2 separate regions of the Mus musculus genome follow, and region 2 is linked to region 1. Evidence: chromatin contacts called from ENCODE POLR2A ChIA-PET data. All regions are on one chromosome and are shown on one strand. Each heading gives the region's core, a stretch centred on a gene start or an enhancer-like site at or near the end of the contact. The rest is flanking DNA. Distances are from core to core; before and after follow the strand shown. Region 1 holds the start of Zfp36 (zinc finger protein 36). Region 2 holds the start of Sars2 (seryl-aminoacyl-tRNA synthetase 2).

Region 1 (4,404 bases), core at 1,798-4,297:
ATAAGACCTAGTTAGATCCCGGGACCCACTTTGTGGAAGAGACCCGATTCTTGACTAACACTACACATTTACAAGTCAGGCATGGTGATCTGAGCTTGTTATCCCAGCAGGAGGTTGCTGAGAGTTCAGATAAGTTTGAGCTAGGGTCGACTTTATTTAAAAAAAAAGTTAAACTAAAAAAAGTCCTCTATCAAGTCCGCCCAAGCTGTCTGCGCAGGGTTCAGAGTCCCCTAGGGCCCCCGGCTTTGGGTGACCCCTGACCCTGGCCGCCTGGGCTCGCCTTCCCGCACATTCCGTCCTCGCCGCCCCGCCCCACCCCGCCCTCCTTCCTTGGCCCTGTGGGGACGGAAACATCCCGTTCCTGCCCGAGCTGGGTCAAGAGCCGGAGGGACAGGACCAGAGCACCCCTTACGCCAGAACTAGCTCTCCTTGTTCCTACTGGGTGACCTCATCTCGCCACGCCTCCTCAGGTGAACACCCGGGCTGGTAACGTCACTTCCTGCCAGGTAAGCGCCCCCAGGCAGCACTGCTCACGGAAAGGTCTGGAGGTCAGTTTACCCACCATCACAAGGCTGTGAGCCGCGAAAAAGACAAATTTCATCTCAGTTCACACTCAAGATTTTATTTAAAAATTCCAACCCCCCCCAAAAAATAGACTTGTACGGTAGCAATATATTAATATATTATAGCATATACTTAATACAGTATCAGTTTTAACATTACAAAAAGAAAAACGGAGTAGACGACCCAATATATATAAATACTATAAAATCTTAATACAATAAATAAAGTCGTCATAAATAAAGGGCCCACTGGTTGGGGGAGAAGGGATTTGGCAATGGCTTTGGCTATTTGCTTTAGGAGGGAAATTTGAGCACCAGGATTCTCAGGAGAGGCTTCGACCACCGGACACTGAACTTCAGGGTCTAGTAAAAATTAGGATAGTATTGTGGGAGCCGGCTCTTCACAGCACTTAAGATTCCAGGAGACCAGAGTTGCAGAGGGGCTGGTGCATACCTGTAACCCCAGAACTTGGAAAAGGCTAAGGCAGGATTATATTGAGTTCAAAGCCAGCCTGGGGTACCATAATAAGCTCCTATCTCAAAAACAACAGAAGACTTGGGGCCTGGAAGACCAACTGTCAACTGTCTCCCTCAAACATCTTAGGTACCCTAGGAACGGATCCACCCAAACACTGAATTTGCAAACTAGGGACCTGCCCCAGCCCAGCACCAGGGAAATGGGTTATTGCATCTTGGAATGTCCAGAAGATGGGACTTATTAACTTAGAGGAGTGCCCCAGGTCCCCACAGCAATGAGCAGTCCCTGCCCTCTCTTTGAGATCTAGCTGATCCATACTGGGTAGGTAGGCACTTGTCACTCAGAGACAGAGATACGATTGAAGATGGGGAGACGCCTTGGGGGTGCAGGGGTCTGGGGAGGCCCAAACACCCCTGCCTCAAAGACAGGTGAGTCTGACCCCCCCAGGCTGCTGCCGCTGCTGGCGTAGTCATCAGGATCGGATCCCAGAGAGTGGGCAGATGGGCTCCGAGCCAGGCCACCCAAGGGCCCCCAGATGGTGCTGGGGGTAGTAGACCTTCGGCAGGAGGGGCAACAGGCCTGGTTAGGGTCTCTTCGAGTCACAGGGGTCCCAGGGGCAGCAGAGAAGGCAGAAGGGGAAAGTGGAAGATCCCCAGGGGGCGGTGGGGAGCTGGAAGGCGAAAAGGAACAAGAGGACAGGGAAGGGCCAGAAAAGCCTGGAGGTGGCGGCGAGCTTCTGCGGCCTGAGGGCAAGCCGGAGAAGCTGATGCTTTGTCGCAGCACATGGGGCTGGCCAGGGAGAGCTAGGTCCTCGGTGGGGTTGTGGATGAAGTGGCATCGAGAGCCATAGGGGCAGCGGCCCTGGAGGTAGAACTTGTGGCAGAGTTCCGTTTTGTACTTGGGGTGGCGATTGGCTTGGCGAAGTTCACCCAGGCCGTGAGCAAACTGGCACTTGGCCCCGTAGCGACAACGCCCGCTTTCTGAGTAGGTCCGACAGAGCTCGGTCTTGTATCGAGAGGAGGTGGTGGGAGTTGCAGTAGGCGAAGTAGGTGAGGGTGACAGCTCAGGGCCTGGGCGGGGAGCCAAAGGTGCAAAACCAGGGGGTGGGGGTACCCAGCCACAGCTTCGGCCCTCCACCAGGCTAGTGGAGCGGCCAGTCAGGCGAGAGGTGACCCCAGACGGGATGGAGTCCGAGTTTATGTTCCAAAGTCCTCCGAGGGATTCGGTTCCTCCGTGGTCGGATGACAGGTCATGGCTCATCGACTGGAGGCTCTGAGAGGAACAGGGTTCGGTTAGGCCACCAGAAAAGGTAAGGTGACGTCGCCCCGCCCCTGTTGTAAAGCACTTCACGAGCTTGCCAGTCCGGTTTGTGGGTTCTCGGCCTGAGCCCCACCCGGCTCACACAAACTCCAGGGAGAACCTGACTACAGAGATTTGAGTGTTTCCACATGACTGAAGGTAATCCAGAAGGATCTAGGAAGCCCAGTATCCCCGATCGAGAGAGGGTTCCCCCCCAAATCAAAGCACACTGCTGCTCGCCAACTTTGGGCCTCTAGGACTCCCCCCCCCCCCATATGACCGCCCACCGGGCGCTCGTTTCACAACTTGAAGGAGCCGGCCAAAGCTGACCCAGGAGGCCAGATCTCTCTAGAACTCTTACCCTGTCAACTCCCCCCCTACCTCAACCTTAGCACCTGCTTGGCCACCAAACCGCGCCATGGGCAGCGAAGGGCACTAGACAGGTGTGATGCCGCTTCCGCCCTACGCGAGTGACAGCAGTGTGCCAGCTTTTCGTCCCAAGGGGATCGCCGGTATCTGGACCGAGGCGCTAGGCTCGCTGGCTCCCTCTCTCATTTCCAGCCAGCCAGGGCTAGTCTGAGAAGGTACGGAGGCGTCCCGGGCCTAAGTTTGGTGCGTCGGGGATCCCGGGATGCTGTCTAACAGGTACTCACCTCGTAGATGGCAGAGAGATCCATGGTGGCGCGAATGGCCTTGGTGAAGAGACCGACTGTCGGTTCGCAGAAGTCAGGCTGTGGCCCGCAGCAGGAGCTTTCTCCTTTTATGGGGCGGCCTGGGGGCGTGGCCACTAGAGCTTCCGGGACGCGCCCCCGCGGCGTAGCTCGGCCGGCCTGGTACTAGGCCCCTTCCGCCTATCTGCTGGTTAGCATGCAAAATGTGCCTGAACTTGGCCCTCCCGCAGCTCCGGCCCCTCTCGGGGGGTAGTAGGGAGGGTTGTGTACGACCAACTGGAGGTGATGGTAGCGGGGCGTCCTAGTGTTTTTCAGAGGTGGAAGGCAGTCGGGAAGAGAACTGGGGCAGAAGTGGGGGCAGGGCTCTAGGGACAATTGACAAGGGCAGAGACTGAGGGCGTGTGCGTGTGAGACAGACGGGGGCGGGGAGAGACAAGTTGGAAGAGACAGAGATGGCCAGAAGCCGAGAGAAAAACAAAGAGACAGTGAGAGACATTCACAAGTAGGATCTGCTGGTTTAGGACTGTGATTCCGGCCCCTCAGGGAGGCTGAGGCAGGAGACTGGTAGTTCAAGGCCTGGCTCCACTATACAGTGGGTTCTAGGGCAGCTTGAGTAACTTGGTGAGACCCTTTTCTTAGGAAGTAAAAAGATGCCAGATCACTGATGGCCCAAACTTTTAATTTCAGCACTTGGAAGGCAGAAGCAGACGGATTTCTATGAGTTCGAGGCTAGCCTGGTCTACAGAGTGAGTTCCAGAACAGCCAGGACTACACACAGAAACCCTGTCTTTTTTGTTTGTTTGTTGTTTTTGTTTTTCGAGACAGGGTTTCTCTGTATAGCTCTGGCTGTCCTGGAACTCACTTTGTAGACCAGGCTGGCCTTGAACTCAGAAATCCGCCTGCCTCTGCCTCCGGAGTGCTGGGATCAAAGGCGTGTGTCACCATGCTCGGCTGAGAAACCCTGTCTTGAAAAACAAAACAAAAGACAAGACAGTGGCATATGGTTGTAATCTTGGCATTTGGAGGTGGAGGAAGGGGGATCAGGCGTTCAATGTCAGACTAAGCTATTGATTGAGTTCCAGGTCCTACTTTTAAAAAAAAAAAAAAAAAAAAAGAGAAACCACGAAGGTAAGGAGGAAGTAAAACGAAGTCTCAGCGACTTGGTATGTACTCCTTAGAGCCAACCCTATTATAGAAAGAAAAAAAGATGACATTTACAAAGTGGGGAGACAGTAAGACAGGGAGAGGGGACTGGGAAACAAATCTAGGCGAGGAAGTGGGTTACAGAAAGATAGAAAGGCGAAATAAAAACTTAAACCTGAAGGCACAGAACCTGTAAGACAGTTGGTCCAGGTAGGGACCGCTCTGAGCTGTAGCTCAGCAGTGCCCTTCC
Region 2 (4,357 bases), core at 1,063-3,562, 360 kb after region 1:
AAGATATATTTATTACAAACCCCATCCCAGCACATGAGGTCAACCTGCAAACACTGAACATGGACGCACAGGGGTACTGCCTTCCAATTCACCTTCAGTACTCTTGCAGGTTAACAACAGTCTTGCTGAATCACAGTAAGATTTGAGCCCAAGACCCGGGAGTAGGAAGAACCCGTTTCCAAGGATCGAGTGCCAGACCACTGTGAATTACTGTCATTTCTTCTTTTGCACGTGGCCGCAGTCATACTTGCCCCTCACAACTTTGAGTTTGACCCCAGGCAGGTCCTGGGTGCGACCACCCTCCACGAGGACCACGTGATGCTCCTGCAGGGTGTGGCCCTCCCCGGGGATGAAGCAGACAGCCTCTTTGCCTGTGCTGAGGCGGACTCGGCAGCACTTGCGGTTGGCGGAGTTGGGCTTCTTCGGCTTTCGGATGAATGTGCGCAACACCACACCCTTCAGCTGGGGCCGGCCCTCTGTGGGGCCCAGACGCTTAGGGGGTTCCTTCCGGGGGCCTAAGCGGTGCATCTGGTTCAGGGTGGCCATGGAACGGGCGGCCCAGAGCTGGGGAGCGAGGGCTAGGCCTGGAGAGACACAAGAGGGCCTACTAGGTTTCCGTATTCTAGATAGGAATCCAAGTCTAAGACTATTCAGTGGGGACAGATGGCTCGTGGTTAGAAGCACTTGTTGCTCCTGCAAAGGACGACCATTTGATTCGCAGCACCCACAGTGGTGGCTCACACACCTCTAGTTCCAGAGGATCTGACACACCCATGGGTTGCACTTACATACACACATTCATACAGGGGCTGGAAAGATACCTCAGTGGTTAAGAGCACTGGTTGCGGGCTGGCGAGATGGCTCAGAGGGTAAGAGCACTGACTGCTCTTTAATCCCAGCACTCCGGAGGCAGAGGCAGGCGGATTTCTAAGTTCGAGGCCAGCCTGGTCTACAGAGTGAGTTCCAGGACAGCCAGGGCTACACAGAGAAACCCTGTCTCGAAATACCATGTGAATGGAATACCCAATGCCTGCCTCCCTCAGAACACTGTGTACAAACCTGATGTCTGGGCAATGTCTAGGAACATAAAAGTTGTCCTCCAATGGGTGGCCCGTCTTAGAATTAGAAAAATAGCACGTGAATGAATAACTAAACTTCTTCTTCTTCTTTTTTTTTTTTTTTTTTTGGTTTTTTGAGACAGGGTTTCTCTGTGTAGCCCTGGCTGTCCTGGAACTCACTTTGTAGACCAGCCTGGCCTCGAACTCAGAAATCTGCCTGCCTCCCGAGTGCTGGGATTAAAGGTGTGCGCCACCACTAAACTTCTTAGCTTGGCCTTCTCACCTGTAGGGGGTGATCAATAAACACTGAAGGAATAAACACTACTGAGAGACACCTAAGCAGGGAGACATGCCAAGAAAGGAGCATTTGTTGGTATGATTGTTACACGGACATCGAGAGTGCACTTACACAAACTAAGACAGAATATCACCAGGCAATGCAATCTCAGGGATTCACCGCTATCGATGCAGGGGAGCCATGACTAAGACTGACTTAAACTCTAAGAACACAGGACCTTCCCACCTCCTGCCCCCTGAGCCGGGAGCGTGGTAGAAAACGCCTGTAACTCCAGAACTTGGGAGATTGAAGCGGTAGTCAGGAGGTCAAGGCCATCCTGTCTACAAAGTGATTTGGAAGTTGACCTGGACTACAGTGAAACCCTGTCTCCAAAATAGAAAAGGCACCGTGCTTAAAGATGATACCATCCGAAATCTGGCAAAAACACGCAAATGCCAGGGAGCTGTCCTCGTCCCTGTGGCCCATGCTCACTTACCACGACTGAGGGACGTGGTGAGGCCATAAAGAAGGCCGGGCCAGGACATCTCGCCGCCTGCAGCGTCCCTGTATTAGGAGAGAAGACATTCAGAAAGGAGGTTGGGACCAGAAACCCACTCTCAGAGCCTTCTAGAATCTCCTCTAAAACAGAAAGTCCCCTCGCAAATTCAGTCTCCTTCTGAGTAGGCCCCCAAGGACCCAACCGCCCTTGCCCGGATACTGGAAGGGGAAACTGAGGAGAGAGGAGAGATCTGGATCACAGATAACTGCACCCACCTCACCAACCTAGCGGGGTCGCACACACGCCAACCCCTACCTCCAGCCCCTTCCGGGGTTCCTCCTTAGTGATTGGCTAGATCTTTCCTGCGTCACTGAAGGGACGGGACAAGGATGACGATTGGACAATAACAGATTCTAGCTGAGTTCCATTTTCCTCATTGGAAGGGATTCTGAAGCCTGGGCGGGAAATCTCCTTGCGCGTCTGATTGGCTCGTCCATGATGAGTGACTTCTTGTTTCCACTCCAAGATGGCTGCGTCCATGGCGCGGCTTTGGTGGCCTTTCCTGGCTCGCCAGGGGCTCCGGTCCCGAGGACGCTGCGTGTGCAGCCAGAACCCAAGGAGGAGTTTCGCTACGGAGAAACGAGTCCGGAACCTCCTGTACGAACACGCACGAGAGGGCTACAGCGAGCTTCCCTACTTGGACATGGAGTCGGTGTGCGCATGCCCAGAAAAAGCCGCGCGCTCCCTGGAGCTCCGCAAGGGGGAGCTGCGGCCGGCCGACCTGCCTGCGATTGTGAGTGCGCTTGCGCCCTGAGGGAGCAGGATGCTTTACAGAACTGGGTTTACCAGATGCATTCCAGTTGTGGGAAAAACTACTCAACAGGAATTTGGGTTCCTTCCCAAGTTAGGCAATGTCTTGTGCATGACACCCACTTAGGTGCCAATGATCTAGGGAGAACTGAGGCCCTATTGAACGTCGTGGATGCCTTCTGTGACCTACATGCCCTTTTGCATGCATTTCATAATTCGACAGTTGGTATCTACTGTACTCCCAGAACCTAAATACCATTGTCTTCTGTACTCAAACTTCGTGCCGGGCTCACCCTTAGGCCACAAAGAAAAATGAGGAGGGAGGTGTGAATCAGAGGGAATTTTGGAGACAGAGCTTTGCATCCTGCTATAAACATCCTGATGGAGTTGAATGGATAAATACCTGCTAAACAGATATTTAAGGTATATCTGTTCATGTATTTATGATCCAGAGGTTAAGACTATGCGCCATAATTCTACCTTATAGGGAACTAAAATTGGGGGTCTCCATGCCGGTAGTGAATTCCGAATGTAATAGATGAATCTTCCCAACTCTGTTGCCTTGATAAAACACCATGAACAAAGCAACTTACAGAAGGATTTATTTTGGGCTTGGTAGGGAATGGCAGAATAGCAGCAGGTCACAGAGCAGTAAGCTGACAGCACACATCTTTAACCACAATCATGAAGCACAGACCTCAAACTAGATGCAGGACGAGGCTTTAAGCTCTCAAAGCCCACCTCCAGGAACATATTTCCTCCAGCAAGGCCACGCCTCCTAAGCCTCCCCAAACATCACCAGCCACTGATCATTTGACCATGTTCAAATGTCAGGATATGGGGGACATTTCTCATTCAGGTCACTACAGACTCTCACACCACCAGTCATTGTCAATCACTTTAGCCATATTTCAAGTTTTTGTCATGTTTAGTTTTTCACCAGTAAGCACTGGTGGCTAAGCCAAATAGGGCACTTCCTGCCAAACCTGATAACCGGAGTTCAATTTCCTGGTGGTAGGAGAAAACCAATTCTTGAGAGAATTGTCTTCTGACCCCTCATTTAAGCGCAAACACAAGAAAGTCACGTACATGCTTAATAATAGAAGAAAGGAGCCGGGCGGTGGTGGTGCACGCCTTTAATCCCAGCACTCGGGAGGCAGAGGCAGACAGATTTCTGAGTTCGAGGCCAGCCTGGTCTACAGAGTGAGTTCCAGGAAGCCAGGGCTATACAGAGAAACCCTGTCTTGTAAAAAAATAAATAAATAAATAAAAAATAATAATAATAATAGAAGAAAGGTCTGTCTGGGTGTGGTGATGAAGTACTCTGGAGGAGGAAGAGGCAGGCAGATCTTTGGTCTCCTTAGCAAGTTCCAGGGTACCCAGGACTACATAAGGAGACCTTATATTTACAGAAGAGCCTTATATTTACAGGGGAGATGGCTTAGCAGGTAAAGGTCCTTACTGCCAAGCTGACGACCTGAGTTCAATCCCTGGGAGAGAACTGACTTCGTATACTGTCTTCTGACATCCATGCTGCAGCCACACAAAGTAAATAAACAAGAAAGAAAAAGTTTAGTCACCTTTAAAGAGGTGACTTAGCCAGGCGTGTGTTAGTGCACTCAGAGAATGACAGGTTGATTACAAGTTCAAGGCCACCCTGGGCTGTACATAAATACACTGTCTTACAAAACTAAAAATAAATAAATAAATAAA

What was found. ChIA-PET counts read pairs that join two places held with the same protein, here RNA polymerase II (POLR2A).
Region 2: POLR2A ChIA-PET joins it to region 1 with 10 read pairs in embryonic stem cell. The contact joins the promoter of Sars2 here to the promoter of Zfp36 in region 1. POLR2A ChIA-PET finds 5 or more read pairs at or near these places in 3 of 5 experiments (Patski and embryonic stem cell).

Annotation. Positions count from the first base shown.
Region 1 is chr7:28,376,181-28,380,584 of GRCm38, forward strand. Zfp36 (zinc finger protein 36) reads right to left here and starts at 3,048. Exons shown (of 2, transcript NM_011756.4): 1 at 2,994-3,048; 2 at 604-2,313. The coding sequence starts at 3,017. The coding sequence ends at 1,378.
Region 2 is chr7:28,739,656-28,744,012 of GRCm38, forward strand. It overlaps Sars2 (seryl-aminoacyl-tRNA synthetase 2), which reads left to right and starts at 2,313. Exons shown (of 16, transcript NM_023637.3): 1 at 2,313-2,627. The coding sequence starts at 2,361. It overlaps Mrps12 (mitochondrial ribosomal protein S12), which reads right to left and starts at 2,166. Exons shown (of 3, transcript NM_011885.5): 1 at 2,110-2,166; 2 at 1,832-1,899; 3 at 1-584. The coding sequence starts at 1,880. The coding sequence ends at 214.